Linked DNA regions of Homo sapiens: region 1 is linked to region 2. Evidence: chromatin contacts called from ENCODE Hi-C data. All regions are on one chromosome and are shown on one strand. Each heading gives the region's core, a stretch centred on a gene start or an enhancer-like site at or near the end of the contact. The rest is flanking DNA. Distances are from core to core; before and after follow the strand shown. Region 1 has its middle 23 kb from the start of FAM181B. Region 2 has its middle 17 kb from the start of MIR4300.

What was found. Hi-C counts contacts between places; a loop is a spot of excess contacts on that map. Pooled maps may share reads with other maps.
Region 1: a map of naive thymus-derived CD4-positive, alpha-beta T cell shows a loop between it and region 2 (3-fold over the local background). The contact joins two enhancer-like sites. A Hi-C loop is called at or near these places in 1 of 168 maps with a recorded cell type or tissue (naive thymus-derived CD4-positive, alpha-beta T cell), 1 of 37 single-sample maps with no recorded cell type and 4 of 50 pooled maps.

The regions. Positions count from the first base shown.
Region 1 is chr11:82,755,018-82,758,852 of GRCh38, forward strand. No RefSeq gene overlaps it. Among named protein-coding and RNA genes, the nearest start is that of FAM181B, 23 kb to the left of the region's middle. Within about 2 kb of position 2,179, at least 2 of the 41 ENCODE cell types and tissues checked have a DNase peak (open chromatin) inside an H3K27ac peak, as active enhancers do.
Region 2 is chr11:81,872,449-81,876,169 of GRCh38, forward strand. No RefSeq gene overlaps it. Among named protein-coding and RNA genes, the nearest start is that of MIR4300, 17 kb to the right of the region's middle. Within about 2 kb of position 2,368, at least 2 of the 41 ENCODE cell types and tissues checked have a DNase peak (open chromatin) inside an H3K27ac peak, as active enhancers do.

The sequences.
Region 1 (3,835 bases), core at 929-3,428, 880 kb after region 2:
TCCTGACATTCACTACTCATCCATTGGTGTTGACCCTTGAGTTGTTATATTTTTATTACAGATATTCTTGTAATAAAAGCCAAATGTAGTGGATACCATGAAGCTCTGCGCAGATCCCACCTAAGGGCTGATTAACCCGTCCCCTAGCTGCTGAGCTGGCTGGCTACTAATGGCTTACAGCTGGCCCCCTCACCAAGCATTGAACCTCTGCTGAAGGAAACTGGATTAGCCAAATTCATACCCCTTCCCAGGCGCACCAGAGACCAATGACTGGCTGATGCAGGGATACAAAGGCAAAACCTCTCTTTCCTCAACTTGAGTCGGGCCCCAAAGGGCATTCCAGCTCCAGAGCTTCCCATGGGATTAGCTCAGGCTGATGACAAGTCAGTTTCTCTTTTCATCCAATCTTGACTTCCTCACTTCGTACATATGCATCCTTTAAGAGTCCTTCTCAATCAACCTTCTGCATACAACTCTCCGTTTCAAGCTCTGTTTCCAGGGAGCCCTGTCTAAGCAACCAAATCACCCCTATGCTATTAGCAAGAAGTAAACTCTGAGGTTGACTTCCTAATTTCTACCTTAATGATGTGGATCAACTGGCATACTTATTAAATTTAGTTGAAACTGGTTTAAAACTGCCCTGGAAAATGCGTATCCCTTCACTCTTTACGCTCAGAAAAGTGAAACTCCTCTCACTCTTTGGTCTCTAGTGGAAACGTTAGCTTAAAGAAACAGGGTTGCTACGTGGTCTCACAGCCATGTAGAGGAGACAGCAGACCTGAGTTTTACTTCTGCCTTTGCAACTAACCCTATGATGTACACAAATTACTTCTTTTCTTTAGATGGTCCAAATTTACATATAAAATATGGGGGTTACCAGAAAAATTATCCAAAACTTGGAATGGAGGCAGAAAGTTTAGTTCCACATTCTTTCAATGTTATACAGGAAAAAAGAACAGCCAAAGATTGTCTAGAGGAATGTATTTCATTCTTCTCACTACTTGCTATTAGATTTAGTACAATTATTTTTTACTTGGTAGAGTTTTTTCTGGTAGATATGCAAATAATTTCTGTCAATGGAACAGATGACCACGATGATATATATCTCAGTTCTTTGTAACTAATGAACTTTCCTAACATTTCATATATATATGTGTGTGTGTATATATATATATATATGTATATATATATATATATGTATATATATCTGACTTCTTAAATGTTCTTTGAACCAGTCCTAACATTTCAGTGGTTCTCTTACTAATTAATGAGTTAAACAATTTTTTACATGTGGTCCATATTATATTTGCTTAAGAGTCATGATTTCACCTTTTTGAAAACGTACTTCCACAGTCTTGATCTGCCCCATGATACTGGAAGAAAACCAATACACACACCCACCTTGAGGACTCAGAATCTCATGGTACTAATGTAACACAAAGACATCTAGGACTCCCTTCTGTAGAAACCTTTTGGACCATTTTAACTTTCAAAGAGTACTTAGCAATACCAGAGTAACCGTAGCCACCATCCTTGATCTCTGTGTGGCTGGGGCAGGGTTGGGAGAAAGAATAACACAACCAAGGCTTAGTGAGAGGGACTTTCCCAAAGTTTCCCAAGGTCTGAGAGACATAAGCATTATCAGAGCTGAGATTCAAACCTGGGCCGGTCTAGCAGTAAAGGCAGTACCTTAACTACCACTCCTCATACCATCATGCTATGTCTCATGTGCTGATATTCCCAACATATCACATGTGCCCAACACATACACATTCAGTGCATACCCCGCACAATTAAGAATTTTAAAGTACAGCTATTTCTAAAGGATCACATTTATTTGATGAACCTCAGTTCAGAGCTCTGGAAAAGACAGACATCCTAGAGCCAAACAGGTCTATGCTGCATCCCATCGTTGCCATTTAGTGGCCAATTAGCAGTGTAACCTTGAACCAGAAATGAAAGCACCTGAGCTTCAGTTTCCTCCCCTGTCATATGCAAATAATCCTCATAGCTTGTTATAAGAATTAAAGTAGAAAAAGTTTGTTAAGGCACTTAGCATGGAGTTTAGCTCAAAGATGCCCCCACCCACTGTCTTTCCTTCCCCTCTCAGAGGACCTGGAGGGCTTTGAGGGCTTGGCTGTGCTGCAGCTTCGCCCAGCCCCCACTCCAGCCACTCAGTGATCAAGGGATGGGAAAATCGCTCTCTTCAAACAGGTGTCACTGTTCTAAACCTACAGTCTCATTTCCTGATCGTGTCTTAATCTGCTCGTCGGTGGTGAAAGTTGATTTCTTGCACATTCTTATATCAGTGGGAATTTCTGCCCTTGGCTGACAGGCATTATGGGCTGGCTTTGACATACAGCCCTACAGGGCCTGAACAGCCCCTATTCTTTCCCAGTCCTGAAAGGGAGCTTTGTGCCAAGGATTCATTAAACTGCACTGCACAGCCCCTTCCTAAATGGGGCTCAATAATGAACAGTCGATTTAACTGGAAAAGCTGCTGGAGCTGTTAAATTAAAGGGAAATAAAGTGCACTTTAGGCTCAGTCTGCCAGAAGAAATGGTGACCTAAAAGGAAAATCTTCATTTTTATTGAATTGCAGTTTATAAAAAAATCTAAAATGTCCAGGAAGCTTCCCTGTGACAGGCAATGAGACATAAAAGCTCAGAATTGCAGGCTTGAGGTAGTGCTTGCTTTTTGTTCACCAGAGTCATCCCAAAGTGAATCTTAGGCTCTTAGAGGATATGGACGAATGATCTAATTTTGAGAAGGAGATAGGAGGAGACTCTGTTACATGCCACAAGAAGTATTGGTTAAAAAAATTTTTTTTAATATTTTGTTTAAGACTAGGCTTTCACTTTCATTCTTTGAACATTTGAAGGACCAAAGGCCATTCTTTTCAGTTTCTCTGCTGTTTCAGTCAGGGATAAGAAATATCTCTCAGAGGAAAACCAGTTCTTTCTTCATACACTACAAATCAGAGCTATATTTGATGTGAGTATTTTGCTCTGAAATCTGACTCAGTAGCCTCTCTTTTAGATTTGAGATTTTCACAAGTAGGTGTAAATCCTCTGAAGAATTTTCTCTTCAACTTCCTCTTCTAAGTTATAACTTCTTAGCATGGTGAGATAGAACTTTCACTAGTGTATGCTGAAATGCTATGATTTCCAATAACTCGTATGTGCAAGAAGCAAAAGCCACTGTGCTTTGGCAGAAAAAATAACCATATGGTGATCTTAGCTTTTCTCCACTAAGCTGCCATGAGCTGGGAATTCTTCTTAACATGCCTTTCTGTACTTCGTCTGTCTTCAAATCTTTATATAGTCTGTTCCAGGGTGTATTACAGATTTCATTACCCTAGTCAAGGTCTTTTCTGGCTTTCATCTTTAAGAATGTTTTTAACATCAAAAATGACAGTCAGTTATCACAGAGAATTTAAGGAGAAATCTGAAAAGCAGCGTGAAAAAAATAAAGACCCACTTCCACCCTCATTGTTCAGGGTCACTGGAATCCAAATACAAATTTTCAGTTGCAAAGCTCTATCGAAAAAGCAAAACTTCCTTCCTAAGAAACTGTATGCTCTCTTTCTAGAACCCACTTCATTTTTTGAATTCTAAGCCATCGATTTAGTTTCTAGGATGCAGCATCAGGCAATTTAAAGTCACCTTGAAAATACTCTAAAATTGAAAAAATCGTACATGCATGTCTTTATTTTTAATAGTAACTATGATGATCCACTAAATAGTATTGTTTTATCCTGCATCTATCTACCATAAATGAGTCACAGTTGACCAGTATAAATCATGGGCCCTCCACAACATAAAATTCTGGATTT
Region 2 (3,721 bases), core at 1,118-3,617:
TTACCGTTCACTGAGTTCTGTCCCTTACATTATTACATTTGCTATTCACAAACATCTGTGGTGTTAATGTTTATCATATTTTCTATAGTTTAGACAAAGATATTTAAGCTCAGAGAAGTTAACTGGGTGTTTCAACAGCACCTAGTTAGCAAGTTGCAGACTTCAGGTTATCTGAATCTCAAAGCTGATTGTTTCTTTCTAACCCAGGGTGTCCCCCCGATAAACTGCATTATACTCAAAGAGGACTTCATGTACAAAGTGGGACTTAAGTGATGTCTGCAATTTTGCAAGGGATAGCAGAGAGAATAAAAGGATGATTCCAGTTTATATAATAATTAGATATAATAACTGAATGGTAACTACATCTGGTCTAAAGTTATTTTGGTTGTACATTGTTCATTTGTCTCTAGAACTAAGTAAAGATTGCCATTAGTGCCTTCTACTCATTTGTCTTAATTATCCCCAGGAGAGAAACTGTAACTGGAGATGATAAAATGTTTACTTTAATTTCACTTGTTTGAGGTAATCAAATCTGGCACCGAATGCATTTGTGTGTCTATCTTTAATGATTCCCACCTCAAAAGACCTCTATTTCTCTCTATCTTTTTGTGTTAAGACTATTAACGTGTTAAGTGCACAGTTACTGCTTGATGGAACAAGGCTCCAGACAGTCTGAGTTGAGAAAAAACAGCACAGTGACTTAGTTGCCACAAGATACTGTTGATCAAATGGTAGGTAACTGGGGATAGTATTAAATTAAAGGTGAAAAAAGTCAATAAAGGAAGAAGAGGGAGTACTTCAGAAAGGATTTCATAGTACAAAGTTTCAATAGAGGTGTGGATGGTTTCTTCAAGGTCTTAGACTGACATAATTTTGAAATAGGTAATAACTTACAGAAAAAAAGAAAAGAGAGAAGAAACATTTTCTTAGGTCATATAAATGAGACAGTTTATATTATTTGTATTCCCTTATAGAAAGCAGAAGTCTCACTTAGAAGTGCATATTTAAAAAGAAGTATTTATACATGTCAACACATTGATTTTGTTTTAAAACCTTAATCTGTCACTAAAATCCTCAAAATGGTCATAGGATAATATCTTATTAAAATAGTATTTAACATTAAATATAAATTGTTAATTTTAAAAAGTTCTTATTTAATACATTTTGTGATCTATAATTCTCCTTTTGGAATTCAGAATTCTCCATGTTTCAGTAAGGTAAACCTCTTTTACTTATTTTGTAGTTTTCAAAGAAAAGTAGGTTTACCTGTTTCCTTATTATTTACAGTTCAGAGGAAAGACTTTTACTCTACTGGGAAAGTTTTTTGAGGGCTCTATTTGGGGGTTTTTCTAAGATAATAAGACTTCAGGCTTTTCACACCCTTAGGCGATACACCCAAGAGATAAGATATCCTAGAAAAGAGCTCTGATGAGAATTTTGAGCTATTATACCAAATGAGCATGAGATGAGCTGGACAGGGAGACTTCTAAATCCCTCCCAAAGGTTTTGCTTTCATAAGAACATCTTGCAATTTAAAAAGACAAGCCTTTTACACTTAGAGAGCTCCTTGTGACTGGAAACAATATTGGTATCAATATCCTGTTATTGCACAAAAAAAAGACTAAATCATTTGGGGAATAGATTAACTGCTATAATAAAGTTAAGCCTTTTTCCTTGGGCTCAGCTCTAAACGCCAAGTTAAACAAGCAAACAAACAAAAGAAAACAAGACAGGAAGAGAAGCACAACTTAGGTCTACGTCAACTAATATTGAATTTCTGATTCCATAATCTGCGAAAGTCTAAAGCTCTGTGATTTCTTCAAATCTCTCATATTTAAATTCCTCATAGCTCTTCTTCAGAACTCTCTTTGCCAAGTGTTAATCATGTTCCTTAGCAATAGGCCTGCTCAAAATTAAGCCTATTGTCCAATGTTAACATAATGCTTTCACACCATGCAGCATATGCTTTCTTACATCTTATGCAAGTTTAACAGGTTCATAGAGAAGCACCAAATCAAGATTATACAGTTTCTGTGACCTTTCTGTCTTTCGCTCTCTTATCAGAATTCCTTTCTCTTTCTCTGGTTTGTCTCCACTAAACAAAGTGTTTTCCTTTTCTACTTAATCCAGGAATTCGGGCCCTTTCCAATTTAGGACCCAGACAAGGAAAGCATATTAAAGAATGAAGAACTTTCAATTAAATAGCCTTTGCAGTCCTTCCCAAATGTCTGACCATATTGGAGCATGTAGAAAACTACATATGTTCACTACTATGTGATCAATCAACAAGACTCTGGGAACCTAATTTGAATGACTTGAAACCTCCAACCACCAGAGCACTGAGAGAACCAGCACTCCATCACATCTGTCAGTCTTTTGAGGCTCAGCCACAGGCTCAATCAGATATAGTGTCTACTCGGATTTCGGCTACAGCCTCCACAGGAAACTGATGTAATTTAAAAAGACAAAAGAGAAAGAGAAAGAGAATGGCTACATACTTGATGGAAGAACATGTTAGGAATTATTAAGGCATATCACCAGATACCATTTATCCAGAAGAAAATAAACTATTACAGAATTTTGGAGCTGAAAATGAGAACATTTAAAAATTTCAATTATACATAAATTTTCATCTCCAATCCAGCCTTCTCTTTTAAGCTCCAACTTCTTACCAAATGGCTCCACTTAGTTTTTCCTCATATTTTTTAAACTTGATTTGTACCAAACTTATATTATCATTTTTCTCACAAAAGTACTCTTTCTGCAAGTATTTCCAACCTCAGAGAATGGTGACATCAATCACCCAGGTGCACAGGCCAGCAGGCTGACCTGCTATTTTTGTCATCACTCTAAAACATCCAGTAAGTATTAAGTTACTCTATTCTTCTACGTGCTTCTTTAATTCCTCCTCTTCTTTCCATTCCTTTTCTAGATACCAGTACAAGCTATAATTGGCTCTCATCCCAACTACTACCACATCCTCTTATTTGGTCTTTCTACATTTACTCTCTTTATACCATTTTCCACAATACAACCAGAGTTATTATAAGAAGGAACCATGATCATGCCATTCACAGTTTGAAATTTTTCAGTGACTTCCCATTGCTCTAAGATGAAGTCCAAAACCTTTTGAGTGGCTTCTGAAATCTTCCACAATCTTGTTGCTTTCTGACCTTTCAGCCAATTTTCCCTACATTTACCTCCATCTAACTTAGCTAGACTTTTATTCAATTCCTCAAGTATACTACATTTACCCCTGACAAAGGATCATGAGGCTAATATTCAGCATCTGAGGAAATTAAAAACCTGAATGTTTGCTTCTTCTAGTAAGGGATTGATATGCTGCTTAGGCACAGAATTTCTGAGGAGAGCAGAGTGCTGATGTTATGTAGGGTTGTAGGAATATGTAAAATTCAGGGATTTGTGGATTTTCAGGGGCCAACATTGGTTGATATTATCTTTAAATATTTAATAGTTGGGTGGAGCTAGTTTTGATTAGTTGGCAGCCAAAAGAGTTTTAATTGAAATGCGTTTATGACTGATATCTGACTTTTAATTGTGAGGAACTGACATTGATTTGTTAGCTTGTGAGAATGTACTCACTGAACTGAGTTGTCCTCAATGATTGATTTAAAGAGTTTACATCATATTTCTGATGCCTACTTGATACCATGGCTATAGATAAATAGGTGGTTTTTTTAAAGGGTGCAGGGATTTATTT